Linked DNA regions of Mus musculus: region 2 is linked to region 1. The links are chromatin contacts, found by Hi-C or POLR2A ChIA-PET in ENCODE. All regions are on one chromosome and are shown on one strand. The core of a region is the stretch at or near the end of the contact, and the rest is flanking DNA. Distances in the headings are between cores, read along the strand shown.

Region 1 (3,983 bases), core at 429-2,928:
CAGAGACAGGCTGATCTCTGGGATTTTGAGACCAGCCTGGTCTACACAGAGAGTTCTAGGACAGCTAAGGACTACATAAAGAAACCCTGCCTCAAAAAACAAAACAATGCAAAATACACACACACACACACACACACACACACACACACACACACACACAATCTTAAACAAGACAAAAGGTCAGGAGTGGCCCCCACATACACCTGTAACTCCAGCATTGTGGGGCTCTGAGACAGAAGGATGCCTGAGTTTTTATCTGCCAGCCCAGCTCCTGATTCAGTGAGAGATCCTGTCTCAATAAATAAGCAAGAGCAATCGAGGGGACACCCAGTGTCTTCCTCTGTCCTCTGCACAGTGTGCACAGTGTTAGAGACACACACATACATAATTAATTTATACTCATAATTAAATTTATACTTAATTTATACTCCCTTCCCAGTGTCTTGCATCTTGCAGTCCATTTGGTACCAAGGATGCTCTGATAGGGAGTTGTGGACAGCTGTGATGGCTGTCACTGGATGCTACACGATGCCATCCGACCCCATCAAGCTCCCTGCGGAGTACTTGGGCTCTCTATCACCCTTACTCCTCTGCCTGGTCCCTTCTCCCTCCCACCAGCCCTGGGCTCCTCCACAGAGCTCTTTGCAGACCACTGACCACCGCATGCCACACGCTTGCCTTCTCTGACACACCTCCAGGGCTCATGCCGCCTCCCACACCCCGCATCCTGCCCACAGCCAGCGTTAGTGACAACCTGTGTGCTCAGTCTTCATAAGGGTACAGGAGGCTCCTGAGGCGTCCTGTCACAGTCCCCTCCCCTCAGCCCCAGGTCTTTCCTGTCCCTTGCTGCCCTCCCTTCTCTAGAACCCAAGCCCCTCTTGTGGCCTCTAGTGGTGGCCACTTGGCAGACCCCATAAGGAGCACTGTCTCACGCCTGCTAATGAGCTTCAACTTTGTAGTTTGCAAATGCTCCGCTCACACTTCCCTAGAAGAGGTTGCTATTGACATTTTTTTTTTAATCAAGTAAACAAAAGCCCAGAGATGCAAAGCATCCCGCCCAAGGGCATACAGCAGGCCAGACTCCAGGATGGCTGTCACTCATACACAGTTAGACAGGCAAGCAGGCCCCGTGGGTAAGGCTGGAAGCCAGCTTTTAAAGAGCATTCTGGGTGCATCCAGGACACTGGAAGTCTGAGTCCTAGGGAGACTCAAAGGCAATCAGGGAGGGCAGGTGACAGGGAGTCTGGGGCCATTAGAGGGAGCAGTGTCAAGGTCTGGGGCCTGGGTTTTTGGAGGGGTTCCTAGGGGGCAAGCAAAAGCAGGGAACAGACCAGAGAGTGGCTACACTTGCTCTTCACGCAGCACAGGTGAGGCCGACAGATCGCATTCTGGTAACCTCTATGCTTCAAGCCCTCCCTCCACTTTGAGAAGGGATGGCAGGGGGCTCACCTGCCCTCCTCCCCGATGTGGCAGAACGTGAGGATCCCACCTGCATACCCCTCCCAGCAGCGCAGGCTGCTCACCTGGAGAGGACGACGTTCATTGTGGACAGAGAGAGGCACCTGCTGCCAGGATCTTGGGGAGGATAAGGACAGGGCCCCAGGGGTCCCCTAGTCAGAGAGAAGGCAGCTAGTACTGGGCCCAGCTGTGTGGTCTGGCTAAGCTCAAGGGACTCTGCTGCCTGGTTGCCAGGCAACGGGCCATCCCCAGGCAAGCCCTGGGAGGAGCCCAGCTGGTTGCTGGGCAACCAGGGCCTCCCCTGCGGGGTGAGGAGGGCCAGCTTTGCCTTGGGGCTTAACCACTCTCTGAAATGAATTGGAAGTGGGACACAGAACCTCCACATGCCTTTGAATATGGTGTTCTTGGGGGTTCAAAGTGCTTGTAACCACCAGGAACGGACAGGGAGATCCCCGAAGGGAGCTTGCCTGGGACTTCACCCTGGACCCTGCTGTGTAGAGTCTCCTCCACCCTCAAGGCAGAAGGCCCGGTGGGCGGGGCGTGGGAGCCAGTGTCACTGAGGGTGGGGGGAGTAGACGGTAAAGGGAAGCGGAGAAGGTGAACCAAAGGAGTGCGGGGGGGGGGGGTGCGGGGGGACAGGCAGCAGCTCAGAGGAGTGCCTAGCGAATCAGGCAGTCCTGGGCTTCCCAGAGTATGCGACTCCCACTGTTAGACTTGGGGAAGGTGACTCCAGCGTCAGAGCACTAACACGTTGAGAGGTCTGCGGGTCACAGCCCCCGCCCCGCCCCGCCCGCCCCGCCCCGCCCCACTCGCCCCGCCCCACTCCCCTTTTCACTTAAGGTGCAAAGCAGGCCTGGTGGTGGAGGCAGAGAACCCAAGGCAAGATATTGATAGTTCCACGGGACGCCTGTCACACTGGGTCGTTTTTTTGTGTGCGTCCCAGCTCCATCATGCTGGGATTTGTTTTAAACACTTAGTAAGGCAGAAACATTACGGTCAGCTGCTTCAGATTCAAACCCCACGCCTCAGCTCTGCTGTGTGGCCTGAAAGCAAAGCCCTGGTCTCTCTAGTCTCCTAGACAATCGCCCAATAGGAACTGGAGCCCCTGCGGCAGGGATGAGGAGATAGGTGGGCTGGGCACTGGGAGCCGGGTCCCCTGTCCAGCGAGCCCTCAGAGCACACCTGAGTGCTGGGTCTCTGTGGCACATGTGTTATGCTCCCCTTTTGGGGGGCAGGGACAGGTTTCCCCAGACAACACAAATCTCTGTGTGTCCTTTACGGTACTGTGCCCTCTGTTTAGGGGCAGCCATGGCCCTGAACTCCTACCGGGGCTGTGCCAGTCCTGTGATTTTTCTCTCTGAATGATGCTCTGTGTCTCCTGGTCCGTAATCCCTCCCTTCTGAGGTGTTAGCTGAATTGAAAAGTGTCTCCCCAAAGTACATGTCCACCCTGGGTCTCAGAGCATCGCCTTACTGGAAACGGGGTCTCAGCAGACAGGCTGAGCAGATGAGTCACTCCGGCATGGGAGATGGGGCTCATTCAGAGGCTGCTGTTCCAATCTGCAGAGAATCCGCCTCCTGTACCCATTGACGGACTGTGGCTTTTCTGTCTGTGGGTGAGGGATGCCAATGCCCCAAGAATATGGCCAGCTTCTGGAATGCAGAGGTGACTGAATCCCACCTCTGATAGCCAGTGGTGGACGACTACATCCCTGCCTCAGTCTGTCTGGGGTCTTCTCTATCTTAAGGAATCGGTTTCCTCCAGACCCCAGCTATTCCAGTTAATCAGCTTCGTCCCTGTCTGCCCTGTACTATAGCCTGTGACCACCAGAGGGCGACAGAGACCACACTCCAGTCCTCCTGCTTAGGGTGGCGGGATTGCAGAGGGGACACAGGAGACTGGAGACACAGGTATGGCATAGGTGTGGAGGACAGACTGTGCGAGGTCTCGTCATTGGCTCTCTTGGAATCCTTGGAAACCTTATGAATTTGAAAAAATGAAAACTGTCTCGGGCTATGCAGAACTAAGACATGGGGGTCAGAGTGGAGGTTGGCCGACTGGAGAGTCACCAACCCGCATTGTCCAGGGTGGCCACTGGAGGGCGCATATTCTCTGTCCTTGTCTGGTTCTCTGTAGTCCCTTTCCTGTCTTTCTCTGTGTCTCCGTGTTTCTCCTTGTTTCTCTGTCTTTATCTGTGTCTGTCTCTGCCTCTCTCTGTCTCCCTCTGTCTCTCTCTCTGTCACTGTCTGTCTGTCTGTCTGTCTGTCTGTCTGTCTGTCTGTCACTCTCTCTCCCTTCTCACAATAGATGCACATCTTGCTGAGCCATGTGGGTCAGGTACACATAGCATGAGGCCCAGCTTATATCTCAGGAAGGCAAGGACACACATCCTGGTCACTCCCCACCCAAGAAAGGAGCCCAGCTACCATCTGGCATTCGCCATGCTCACAGTCATGTGTGTTACATGGGATCCTGTCATATCTGTAGGAAGTTTTCCCTCCAGTCCCGGGGGCATGTCACATGGC
Region 2 (3,958 bases), core at 1,408-3,907, 240 kb after region 1:
GCGGGGAGGAGCTGACCTCAGCTGCCCCCAGGCCCCACCCCACCTCCCAGCTACCTCTGGAGGAACTTGCAGCTGACACCAAAGTCACAAATGGTCATTGGACAGGTCTTCTGACCTCTGTGTGTGAACATCACATCTGTAAGATGGGCTCGCTCACTGCCTGCTTGCCAGATCCTGAATACTGCTCGCTGTGACATTTGGAGCCATTCCCGGCATGCATACGGTGAGCATTATGTCACCACAGCCCCTCATCACGATGCCAGAGAGCTCCATCCCCCACCGAACCTGGCATTGCACTGTTTGGGGAGCCTTTCTGGGAATGACCCATAGACCCAGACCTTGACTGCTCTCTCTACTGTGGGCCCAGATTAGGAGTTCTGGGGGGGGCGGGTCTCCTGCTTCTGCCCTGGACTGTGAGAAATGGCAGGAGCTGAGGTACTCCGCACCTCAGCCTCCCATCCATCAGTGAGGTATAGGACAGAGCCTGTATCGATATAGAGAGGCCCAGGGCACTCGTGGGACAGCCTCCTCGGGAGGGATCTGGCATCGCTAGTTGGCTCCCCTTTGGGAGTCAGTGCTGGGTCCAAGACAGATAACAAGGCTCCAATGAACCCCTGGGCTTGTGAGGAGGGACGGTGTCCGGGTGTGGGCAGCCTTCTCTGGGGCCAGTTCTTTATTTGATGGTGGTGAGGTCTATAGCCCCAGCTCAGCTGGAGCCACATGAGCGAGGCCCATGAAGGCAGTTTTCACAGGGTGGTGCCTGCTCTTGACCTCTGGCATCCTTACCCTTGGCAGAAGAGCACATTTCTCTAAGCCTGTTTGCTCTTCTGGCCTACAAGTTCCCTCAGGGCCGGCTGCACCCTCCCTCCCCAGGCTCTGTCACTGCAGAAGCTTATAGTTCTCAGGCACAGCTCCTGTCTCCTCCTCATCCATCCCAGAGCCTAGAGCCACCTCTACAACTCCATGGCAGGGGCCCTATAGGCTGTAGCCTCTCATTTTAGCCAAGACCTGGAATGGGTCCTTGGGCAATATGGCCTCTCACTTCCAACTCTCTGCCCTGCGTCAGCCCGAGCTCCTGCTTGCTGCACTGGGGATTTGGTGAGCAACGTGCAACCCCCACACTCAGGGGCTACTCTCTCTGTAAGGATTCTTCACAGGGGCTGAGGAGAAGGCTCAGTGGGTGAACTGCTTGCTATGCAAGCATGAGGACCCCGGTATGATTACCCGAGCACCCACATAAAAGATGGCTGTGTGGCGAGTCTGTGATGCCACCACCACTGGGGAAGAGGAAAAGGCTGGACGCCTGGAGCTTGCTGGCTGGTGAGTCAGGCCTGCAAGCTCCAGCTTCAGTGAGAGAGCTTGCCTCAGAAAAGTCAGGAAATGTCAACCTCTGGCCTCCACACCCATGCACACACACACAAACACATACACACACACACACACACACACACACACACGCTCCAGCCATCACAGCCCCTGACCCCCCACCCCACCCCCAGTGGCTGGAGAAGCCCCTAGAAAGGGGTTCTCATAAGCTTATAGTGGTGGAAAACTGGGGCACCTAAGTGCAGGGTTCAAATCTCAGCTCCGTTTATTTGACCTTGACCCAGGTCTCCTCAGACTTCAGTTTTCCCACCTGGAAAGGGCAGCTGTAAGGACATCTTGAGAGGACAAGAACTAGGGATGAGGTGGGGGGGGGGGGTCCTTAGTACCTGAGTCCCTGTCACCTGTCACCACATCAGCCCTGAGCATGGTGCATCTTACCCGGAGCTAGAAAGGTGACCCAGACTTGGGGAGCTACACCCGGGATTGCACAGGGTTCTGAGCTGGGACTGAATTAAAATCTTGTTGTCCCCGTCCCGGTCTGTCAGTCTGTCATCGTCCCACCATGTTCCTCTCCCCCCCCCCCCCCCGCCCCCCGCCCTCCAGTGTCTGAAGCACATGGAGGGACAGAGAAGAAAACTAAACTGGGATTCAGGCTCCCACACGCCTCCATAGGCACAGCCTTCAAGCCATATGGTTCATGCTCAGTGACGGACGACCCAGAGAGCTCAAGGGATCTGTTCAGGTTGCATAGCTTCTCTCTGCCAGCCACCATGCTCCTGTGGTGGGTCAGAGTCACAGCATGGACACCTTGGAGCCTGCTGAGGCATGACTAACAGACGTCATGGCCGAGAGCAAAGATGCGGTGAACAACAGTGAGCAGAGTCAGGCAGCCTAGTGGCTGCCCAGAGATGGCCCCTAGACTGGAGTGTCTGACTTTGCTGCCTGCGGGATCCCCTTAACTTCCAGCTCCACTGCTTTTTTGGGGAAGCCCTTAATCCTGGTTGAGTATCTCTGCTCCTCCTGTGAGATGAAGACGTGGGCTGCCCCTCTTGTGGGACTCAACTGGCCTTCTGGATCTTTGTAGACTAGGTGCTTTCAAGGTGACGTTAAAGTAACTCTCAGTTATGCGGTGTGAGCATTCCAAAGGCAGCTACAGCTGCAAAGGGGACGGGAAGGGGCGTTTATTGAGCATCTACTGTGTACCCAGACACACTACAGCACCATATAGGGAACATGTCACCCAGAGAGACAAAGCGAGGAGTCCAGGAGGGTGATACCCACTAGCATCAACTTCTAGTACTTTCTAGGAGATTCGGACCCAGGTCTATGGTCATTTCCTCTCCCTCCTGGCAGGGCTGTGGAGGGACTTCCGGGTAGTGCTGGCGACCAGCCTGGGCAGTCCACCCCATGCCCTGAAGCCTGGGCAGGAGCCCAGGGCGCCTCGAGGGAGGGAGGCAGGCAGGCAGCAGCTGCTGCCCGCAGGTGAGCCCTGGCCTCTCCCTGGGCCTCCTGGAAGAGCCTAATGAAGTGCAGCTGTGAACTCCGGTTTTGGGTCAGGAAGGTAATATCTCATCTCTCCACACAGCAATCGAGTGGAGATCCGGAGCCTTCTGCCTCCCCGTCCCCAACCCTTGGCAAGCCGGAGAGCTGCTCAGGGGCTGTCAATATTGACTCTGCGGAAGGCAGGTGGCGGGGCGTGCGCGCTAGCCAGGCAAGAATCAGAGCCCGAGCTACCCCCAGGGGCCCAAGAGGTGGGAGCAGGGAGCAGCTGGTCGGGTGCCTCTGGAGGACCCTGGCTGTTTTTCCTCTCGTTTTAATTGCTCTTGGTGACTCTAACGGCAGCCGATTTCACCTAGCGGCAGCATACTGGCTCTGGCCCCCGCCGCGCACCACATCTGAGCCATTCAGAGGCGCCAGGCAGCTGTTCCCGGCCTAACCGCCTTTTCCGGATGGTTCCTGGCCTGGAAGGGCCCGGGTAAACAAAGCCAGGGGCGGCTGGGAAACTAAGGGCCTCCCTGGGACCGTGGCCAGCTGCTGCCCAGGCCCAGGAGGCGTGAGGGCTGAGCAGAGCCCTGGCTTCTACAGTAGGCAGTGGTCACCACCCTGCCACACCAAGCCAGTTTTCCTACAGCCCACAGGCAGGCGGTGAGCGCTTGCCAAGTAGGATAGATTGGATTTGAGCACGCAGCGGCAAGCCCCGCCCCCTCTTGTGTGATCAAGGCGCAGGAGCCTGTTAGGCCTGTATTCTGCTCAGTTGAGATGTATTTAATGAATATCCATGGGCTTTGAGGAAGTGGCCAGGGCTGGCAATGCTCTAGGGGGCAGCATGCCTAGCTGTCAGAATAGCTGCTGTGTGATCTTGGAGGGCTAGCTTGCCACTTCTGAGCCTGGTGGCCTCTAGGAAATGTGAGAGGTGGCTTTTAAGAGCCGCCCTGATACTTTGTTATTGTTAGGGAAGGCAACTACGTTTCCCCCACGGGGAATGAGACACAAATAATGATGAGGCCTCCAGCCCTGCTGATGCGGCTCACCAGGGCTCCCAGGGTGGCCCCGGGGAGGCAGAGCTCAGCCTCAGCCCCAAGACCTTCCCTTCCAGCACAGTGAGGCCCTTGTTTATTTCATGATCCGCTCT

The links. A loop is a pair of places that touch in the nucleus more often than their neighbours do. ChIA-PET counts read pairs that join two places held with the same protein, here RNA polymerase II (POLR2A).
Region 2: a loop to region 1 is called in a map of heart, with 2.1 times the contacts of the local background. The contact joins the enhancer-like site here to the promoter of Cibar2 in region 1. A Hi-C loop is called at or near these places in 1 of 37 maps with a recorded cell type or tissue (heart). POLR2A ChIA-PET finds 5 or more read pairs at or near these places in 1 of 5 experiments (embryonic stem cell).

Annotation. Positions count from the first base shown.
Region 1 is chr8:120,175,791-120,179,773 of GRCm38, forward strand. It overlaps Cibar2 (CBY1 interacting BAR domain containing 2), which reads right to left and starts at 1,679. Exons shown (of 9, transcript NM_001033980.2): 1 at 1,524-1,679. The coding sequence starts at 1,543.
Region 2 is chr8:120,413,619-120,417,576 of GRCm38, forward strand. It overlaps a transcript of Gse1 not described here. Among named protein-coding and RNA genes, the nearest start is that of Gm39264, 70 kb to the left of the region's middle. Within about 2 kb of position 2,658, at least 1 of the 3 ENCODE cell types and tissues checked has a DNase peak (open chromatin) inside an H3K27ac peak, as active enhancers do; it is heart, where a contact is called at or near this core.